Linked DNA regions of Homo sapiens: region 2 is linked to region 1. Evidence: chromatin loops called from intact Hi-C (ENCODE). Cell type or tissue: mammary epithelial cell. All regions are shown on one strand. Links, peaks and the distances in the headings refer to the core of each region. The heading gives the core; the rest is flanking DNA. Region 1 holds the start of LOC105373529 (a long non-coding RNA gene). Region 2 has its middle 68 kb from the start of LINC02946.

What was found. A loop is a pair of places that touch in the nucleus more often than their neighbours do. Peaks named below come from ENCODE experiments on the same cell type or tissue, not always from the same donor. Only the 100,000 strongest peaks of a DNase experiment are listed, where the experiment ranks them.
Region 2: it touches region 1 in a loop (6-fold over the local background); 1 of 110 quality-filtered maps calls a loop at or near these places.

What each region holds. Positions count from the first base shown.
Region 1 is chr2:105,453,134-105,457,525 of GRCh38, forward strand. LOC105373529 (a long non-coding RNA gene) reads right to left here and starts at 1,558. Exons shown (of 3, transcript XR_923141.1): 1 at 1,430-1,558; 2 at 670-783. In mammary epithelial cell, for the core only: a CTCF peak has its summit at 1,837; DNase peaks (open chromatin) are centred at 2,058 and 2,678; H3K27ac peaks cover 1,953 bases.
Region 2 is chr2:105,540,184-105,544,575 of GRCh38, forward strand. No RefSeq gene overlaps it. Among named protein-coding and RNA genes, the nearest start is that of LINC02946, 68 kb to the right of the region's middle. In mammary epithelial cell, for the core only: no CTCF peak of the experiment used is centred there; a DNase peak (open chromatin) is centred at 1,658; H3K27ac peaks cover 454 bases.

The DNA of each region.
Region 1 (4,392 bases), core at 66-4,065:
AAAAAAAACATAAGTGTCATGTATAGTATGATTCGACTGCTGTAAATGGCATGTTACTTGTGTGTATATGCATATTATGGAGAAAGCTGTCCAGAAATACATTTAGTACTATGTTGACATTAGATCCAGTGGGTCATGTGTGGGTAGTGGGAAATTGGGTCTTTATTTTATGCTTTATACTTTTCTGGATTACTATGTTTGATAATAAACATATTTCTTTTTTTCTTTTTCTTTTTTTTTTCTTTTTTCTTGGTGGGGAAAGGGTCTTGCTTTGTCATTCAGGCTGGAGTGTAGTGGCATGATCACAGCTCACTGTAGCCTCAAACTCCTGGGCTCAAGCTATCCTTCTGTCTCAGCCTCCTGAGTAACTGGAACCACAGGCATATGCCACCACACCCAACTAATTTTTAATTTTTTCGTAGAGACGGGGTCTTGCTATGTTGCCCAGGTTGGTCTCAAACTCATGGGCTCAAGCAATTATTCCACCTCAGCCTCTCAAAGTGCTGGGATTACAGGCATGAGCCACTTCACCCAGCAAATATGTATCATTTTTAGTCAGAAAAAAGGTAAGTTATGTTCAATCAAATAATAAATTTCCACAAAGATTCGAGGACTCAGCTGGAACTAAAATTTTACCTCCAGGATTCTGTCTAATCTCTTCTCACCCACCTTGTTGTGCAGCCGCTGTACGTTGCACCAGCAATCCCAAACCGTAAATTCTCTCCATGGGTAGCAGTATGGTGGGAGTCAGGGGATGCTCCATTAGAAACTTCTGAGACTTCCCTGGCAAGAAATAGGAAGGTTCTCAGGTTCCTCCCCCATCCATTTGTGAAGAATTTCCACATCCTCTTCTGAACCCCACCATGTCAACAATGACAGCAGTGACAAAAGTGTCTGATGTCCAAGTGGACACATCACTCTCAGTTCAAAATTCTGTTTTAATAGAAGCACCAAGATAATAATTGGAGGTATAACCATCCTTGGCGGCAGCCTCAAACAGTTATAATCCTACAGCAGAGATTCCACTTGCCCCTTTAGAATGCACATTCGGCCAGGCATAGTGGCTCACGCCTGTAATCCCAGCACTTTGGGAGGCTGAGGCGAGTGGATCACCTGAGGTCAGGAGTTCGAGACCATCCTGGCCAACATGGTGAAACCCTGTCTCTACTAAAAATACAAAAAATTAGCCGAGCGTGGTGGCGCATGCCTGTAATCCCAGCTACTCAGGAGGCCAAGGCAGGTGAATTGCTTGAACCCAGGAGGCGAGATTACAGTGAGCACATTCAAGCTAACAGATGCTCACGTTTTAAAAACTGATTATGCATTTTGAACCTGTTTACATCTTCAACAATCTTGGATATTATGCAGTGTTCCTAAGTTTATAACAGGCTGTACAAAGTAGTACTTTCTTGCATTTATCTAAGCACACCTGTTTTATACTTTTGGTAAGAGGTGCTCTTCGGGTTTGAGCTTGAGCCCTGGTTCACCTGGAACATCCTATTCAACCATCGCCTTCTCCAGGCTTTTGTGTCTCTTGACAAAAAATTCTCAACTGTATTCTGACTTTCCGTGGCAACATCTTAGTTACCTAACTTCAGTCCCACTGAGTCTTCTTAAAATTGTGGCAACCAGAACTTCCCAAAGAGAAAACGAGTGATGATTGGTGCAGGGATAACATTCAAAGAATTTTACTGATGGGATGCTGGCCAATCGGAATGGAGGTGGGCACAGAGGCCTCCTGCTGTGCAGGTACCGGGGTAACCATCAGGTTGCTGGAACAGGCAGCAGTCCAGTAGAGTGTGGGGTGACTTAGGCATCTTCATGCCATAGTGGGGCCGCCTGGGGGAGCTTGTGAGGCTGCTATTACCAAGGAATAAGGAAGTATTTCAACATTTTAATAACCAGAGGGCAAGCCTTGGTTTTGTGCTTGGATAATGCTGTCTCTTTCCATCATTGTACTGCCATCAGGCTTGCATTTCAAAGAGGAGAACTGATTTCTAATTCCAGTTTCTCACTGAGTACTCATGAGAACTCTGGCCAAGTAAAACTAGGGTTTGGGGCGCAGCAGAGAGTTGGGTCAAATGGCTCCCAGCAACATGAGTCATTAGTTCCAGACTTTGAACTTCTTCCTCTAACTATAGTCACTGATTTACACACACAACACAGATGCTTCAAGTGCCAACAGCCAATAACCTATAACCCGAATGACATTAGGCTGGGACTGAAAGAAGTCAGGCAGCAGGCAGGCAAGCCTTTTAAAGAAAACTGAATCCAAGATCAACAACCCCGGAACTATGTGCCATTGGATCTCCAGCAACACTGAGGATTAGGGGTTGGACAAAAGAAATTTTTATTAAAAAATGTTTATCTTAATTGGCTATTCCTGTACTTTGTGTCAGAATTTCCTGTTTTGTTGTTTACTTCCTTTTTAAATTGTAAACCTCCACTTGCATTCTCCTACCCTCAGATAGCAATCATCAGGATCAGTCATTCTCTTCCTATATTTTCATTTCTTCCAGTTTCTAGCTAGGGTGTTTGTGTTTAGGGCAGTGCCATGGACACACAACATGAGAGGCAGGAAAGCCAGTAATCAACGCGTTCAGGAAACAAATGCCAATAAAGAAGCATTAACGTGAATGATTTGCCTTTGAGTCAGTGAACAAATACCATCCCCTCCAGCCTTTGCCTCTCCTGTCTTTTCTACTGATTGCATCAGAGAGCAGAGACCTGGCTGTTGGCCATACCACAAAAGACAGCTGGTTACAGGACAAGCATCCTTCTGAGGTTACCAAGTCAAAGCCACCTGGGAATAGTCCTGGGTCCCTAGTCACACACTGAAATTCCTCTTGCTTAAGTCTGGAGTAACTGTGGTAAAAGCTGTGCTTTAAAGTTGGTTTTGGGTCCTGGAGTGGAAAGCTTGTCGGATTCAGGGAATCCGACAAGCTTCACCTCCCCAAAACACACCTCCTAATATCAGCACATTGGGGCTTGGGATTTTACAGTTGGTTTTGGGATGAGAGTGGAAAGCTTGTTGGATTCAGGGATATGTGGGAATAAAGAAAGTCCCGTGTGCCTCTATGTGCATGTCTGTGTGCATGAGTGCATGCGTGTGTGCGTGTGTCTACTTGCAGAGTACCTAGGGATGTGAATTAGGTGTGAACCCTTTCCTAAGTGTGTTGTTGGCACACACAAAAGGGAGCATATTGACCAGGATCAAACCTAGCAGCCAAGTGATCATGGTAGGAAAGTATATTCCTGGAGCATCCCCAGAATCTTCTGACTGGGCTGAACTGAAGACACTCTATCATGTGTAGTGCAGAGATAAATTGTGGGGGAATAAACCAGATGGTGATCTGAATTATTAAGTAATGGAAAAGGTTGGTTTCAGGTTTTTGAGCTCACAGTGACACCCACCCATTTGGAGAAAATGCACATCAAGAGAGCCTCAGACTCAACAGAATCCTTTAGAGATTTTCTCAAGGTCTTCGTCTGTGATAATACATCTTTCCTTTGATAATTATGCTTTTTATGTTCTTCAGTGACACCATGAAAGGTGAAAATAGGGTCAACTATTTTGACAAGATCTTCATATCTATACATGAAGATAGTTAATTTGATGTCTGAGATGCATGGGTCCTGGGCAATTGTAACATGTTTAGCAGGATTTTGAAATCATTAGGAAGACAAAGCATTGAGCTTCTGAGCATTCAAGGTCTAAAGGAGTGTTTCCCATTAAAGCAACACACGTATACCACTTCCATTCTGCTGCAAGCCCAGCCTAGTTGGAGGGAAAGTAATGGTGGTATTTATCAGTTTTAAGAGGACAGTAGTCATATTGCAAATGAGCTTTTGCAACTTCATTAAGAGCTTGGAGACCAATTTAGTTAACATACTGAAGTAATTAGCTATAAAAGTCCAAGGATGGCATTTGGGTGGAGGAGAGGATGGTGGACAGGGAACCTCTGAGTGGGAAGGCAATGGGGTCTAGAGGTGCCATGTGAGAAGGCTTCTGGTGATGCCAGGTTGAGCATGTCCTGATTTAAATATAAAACCTTTTATTGATTGTGCTTGTATGCAGATTGAATGACCACTCACACACCTTTGCATCAGAACTTGAATGGAAGCATTAAGTTGGTGATATAGAGATATATAATGCAATTATAGAATATATTTATCATTTAATATATGTACATATATATATATATATATATATCTAGTGGTTATAAACTTGTTTGGGAGTTTCACATGCACACACTTTTGAACCAAAGGGAACAGAACACATTTTGTCAAATTCAGCAGGCTCTTTAATCATGTTGGGTGCCTGGTGTGGAGGCTACACTTGAATTTTGGAAATGATAAAATTTTATTTACCCTTAGTAAAATATAGTTTCC
Region 2 (4,392 bases), core at 68-4,067, 87 kb after region 1:
CTCCTTCTTCATTCCAAAGTGAGGAGGCTACTGGAGTGGAATTTCTGCCTGTGGAGGGAGAAAGGGGCAGTGAGCAAAGGCTGTCACCCTGCTCAAGTTCTGGCCTCTTCTCTGTTGTCTTTGCAACAGGGAGATACTACCGTGATTAAGCAGTGACCCTCTGGCTAATTGAGTAGACTAATCTCTTGCAGTTGGAACAATATAAACCCAGGGTATGGAGGAACCTTGAAAGTCCTCAATACCACCCTAAAAACCACCTCTAGTTGGAAAGAACAAAACTACACAGAGTGTAATTGATACCTACGGAAGCCCCAACACTTCAGCCCTTGGTTTCTGGGCATCTCTTCTGTGTCTTAATCTCCAAGGCCTGAGGGCTGTCCCATCCTCCTGCCCAATATAGATTATGAGCACAGAATTAAAGCACATGCACAAAGAGGGAAAGAATTGAATCAGTTTTCGAACGATGCTTCAGTTTGAAAATATGGCTTTCTTCATAAAATGTGTAGATAATTAAGGGAAAATATTATCTTAAAAAATATATTCATTTTCTTTTTTTTTTTTGGTTACATGCCTTTGACTTTCTGGGCATGTGTCTTCTGATTTAAAATAACAATAACAACAGTGTCATCACAGGAAATGAGCTTAAAAGGAAATGAGCCAGCTCGGAGCTTGGCCTAATCACTAGGAAATGGCCCTCATCTTTTCTGTAGGTTATCAATCCCCTAGCTCATCAGTGGCCCCTAAGAAATGCTGTGCCTTGTGGCATAATTATGCTTAATCATGTAGACTGTTGAGTAAACTTATGCTTATGCCTTTCCTGTTCCATGTTAGGTGTTATCCATTCAATTCCACTTCTTTGCAATGGTGAAGCCCCGTTTTGATGATACCTTCTTTTTGTAAATAGCCTTTTTTGCAGATTAATGCAGGGTCTACTGCACCTTGGCCCAAGTGGCCTCAGTTAATATTTGATGAATGAGTAAATGAATGAATGAATTAATAAACCCATCTGGATTTCAGGACCCTGATATCAGCAGGAGACGAGTAGAAGGAGGAGCCTTTGAAGTCAGCAGTGTCAGCTGGCTGGCAGGGGCCAGGTCATTGCCCTGGCTTGCTTCGTAGAGACTGTTCCAGTGACAAGTTCCTCATAGCGGGGTGAAAACGGAGGTGGGGAGAAGTCATTTCTTAACTCACCCCTGGGAAGCCCAGGGCAAATAGCAGGTGCCTTCCCCCATGACCCTCTCTGTCTCCGAGGCCCACTCCCATGGCCTTCCTTGTCTCTTGCAGGTGCATCTCTGCCTTCAGTATCAGGGATCAGGGGAGACTGTTGTCAGGGTGTGGTGGGTGTCACCAAAATCCTCATCCTCCTGTGTGGCAGCCCCGCCTAGAACGAGGTTGCAGTCAGGGAATCTGCCTGCCCCACGTTGGAAAAAGCAGGCACAGAGGATTCTTTGGAAGTGAAAATGCCCATAGAAAATTTCACAAGGTCTCGGAGGATGTGCTTGAAGTCCAGGGTGCGGTGTGCCTGTGGCTGATGTTTTAGGGGAGGAGAGTTCTCTATGGATGCAGCAGCTGTTATTGCTGGGTGGATTTGCTTCACACCCTTTGTTGATTCACAGCCTCAACATGCACACAGGTGAGCAGTAGCAACTGCCCTCTCCTCCGCCCTTTGTCACATTCCATCCAACACCAGTTGCTGTCTCTCTCATTCCAAGCTGTCTCCTAGGCCTGCTAAGCAATATACTAGCAATTAGTGGTGACTGAGTCACACCTAAGTATTTCAGCTTCTTTCCTGTATTCTATAGTGGCGTTCCCTCCTCTTCGTCTCCTGTCCCTCCTGCACAAGGCACTCTGTAGCAAACATTAATCTGATCCCATTAAACAATGCAATGCCCTCTACATTGCCTGGGGACAGGTCTGAAGAGATGCTTGCAGCCTGCCTTGAGTGCAGCCTGGCCTCGATCTCCTCAGCCATGCTCTGACCACCATGGCCATTTGGCCTTCCTGTCACCATCCCAGGCTTCCACTTGCGTCCTAGGCTAGTTGGGTTTAGTCCGCATCTACCTCCTCTCTCCTTTTGCTGATTTCTCGGAAGCGCGGCTGACAAATTGCTCCTTTCCAAAGCAATCCTGTCTTCTGTATGTTTTTTCTAAAGCCCTTCTTACCAACCACTGTCCCAGCACCATATGATGACTTAGTGACATGCCTTTTTACCTCACCCTCCACTGACCAGGAGCCAAATGTATAACACAATTCCTGACCTGTGCTTGGAGGGTGGTGGAACAGGCCACCCCAAAATAGGTCACTTTGGCAGAAGGATTCTCTTGAGCTGAAGGCACTTGAGAAATAGCAGATACAGGAAGGGCATTCGAATCACCCCTTTTCTTCCTAAAAACAAGGGATAAAAATCTCCCACGTGAAAAATGTACTCTCTGTAAAGGGAGAAAAGAATCATTCTTCTATGGGGAGTCGTAGTTGAAAGAATTCTGCATAAACAGACCTTTTTAAAAATAGTTCTTATTGGCCAGGCGTGGTGGATCATGCCTGTAATCCCAGCATTTTGGGAGGCCAAGGTGGGCGGATCACTTGAGGTCAGGAGTTCGAGACCAGCCTTGCCAACATGGTGAAACCCTGATCTCTACTAAAGATACAAAAATTAGCCAGGCACAGTGGCATGTGCCTGTAATCCCAGCTACTCGGGAGGCTGAGGCAGGAGAATCGCTTGAACCTGAGAGGCGGAGGTTGCAGTGAGCCGATACGGCACGATGGCACTCCAGCCTGGGTGACAGAGTGAGATTCCATCTCAAAGAAAAAAAAAATTAGTTCTTCTCTTCGTTTAGTCTCCCCACATGGTTGAGTCACTTGTCCACAATTCCCATTCAGTATACAATGTTCAACTCTAACCCCATCCTTGGGTGTCCATTTCCTTATGAGGGTTCTTGAGTCAGATAAAACTTAAATTACATTTGTTTGCTTTTCTCCAGTCAATCTATGTCAATTTAATTCTCAGGCCCAGCCAGGGACCCTAAGAGGGTAGATGTAAAGTTTTTCCTCCCCTACATGCTCAATAAATAAACACTGAGTGAACCTGAGGCCCAAAAGGTGTATGTGAGAGATGGTACCTTCCAGATTTCCTTGTAACATAAGAAAGCTAGGGCTGTGACATATGTCCAAGTCCCTCTCTTAGAGGTTCTGGCTTAACCAATTGTTACAAGGCCCCCCAGGTGATGGTGAGGTGCAGCAGTAATTAAGAAGAGGGCCTCTCCCCATATTGGACGATGAGAAAATTGAAGCCAGCAGAGCCTAAACAACTTGACCAAGCATGCAGTTAGTAAATGGCAGAGCCCAGGATGGAATGCAAATGCCTCAACTCTCATTGTCAGGAAGGAAGTAGCTGAAATATCCAAGTGCACCAGATAGAGTCCCAAAGGAACCTGCCACCATCAAGGTGGGGCAATTCAAAGAGGGTCTGGTTCACAGAAAGATAGTTTTCAATGGCTGTTGTGTAGGAGAAACACACAGGACACTATGCTGTTCCAGAGCTGGTGGTGGCCACACAGTTACCACCCTAGGCTGGAAGATACCTGGGAAGAGGGCAACTGCCTGAATCTGGAAGGAGGGAGATTAGTGTAGAGTTGGCTTGAGAGGAAAGTAAAGTTTGGCTGAGGAACTCGGGCTGCCCAAGGTGACCTTGCAAGAGAAAACAAGTAGAAAAACACCCTGATTCACTCTCCACTTCCCCTATCTCTGCCATCCTCAACTTCTGCAGGGGCTCCCTCTTGACTAAACCCAATCAGAAGCTGGGGGTCATGGACACCCTACTGATGTAGTTCATGCAGGACCCCTTCTGGGGCAGAGTACGATGGAAAAAGATGAGGAGCGGATCCAAGGGACCAATAGAAGATTCCAGCACATAAAACTATGTACTTAGGAAACTTTCAAGAATGGTCATGGTAAGTATAATTCCAATTCCTTTTTGGAAGCCATTTGGGCAAACCGCTAGGCCAGTGCTCATTCATGTTCAGTATCTAATGGACACAGGAACTCTCTTCTGCTTTCTCCACGGTTGTCACCTCTCGCCTCTCACCCAGGTTCTTATTTTATACACAGTTGTCCACTTGATTGAGGCAGCCCTTGATTATGATTCCCAGAATATTTTATAGGAAAGAACATGAGACAATGGACTCACAGACTGGAGCCTAGATGTCCGGTGGGCAAGCAGCAGCCCGCTGACTCAATTTCCATGACTTTGAAATGGGGAAGATAGAGTTGCTACACTACCTCCTAATGGGCACGTTACGAGGCCTAAGCAAGGGGCTTTAAAAAGCTTTATGGAAAACAAGGACAAAGTTACACATCATGAATGCACCACTGGGGAAGAAATTTTCCTCTACA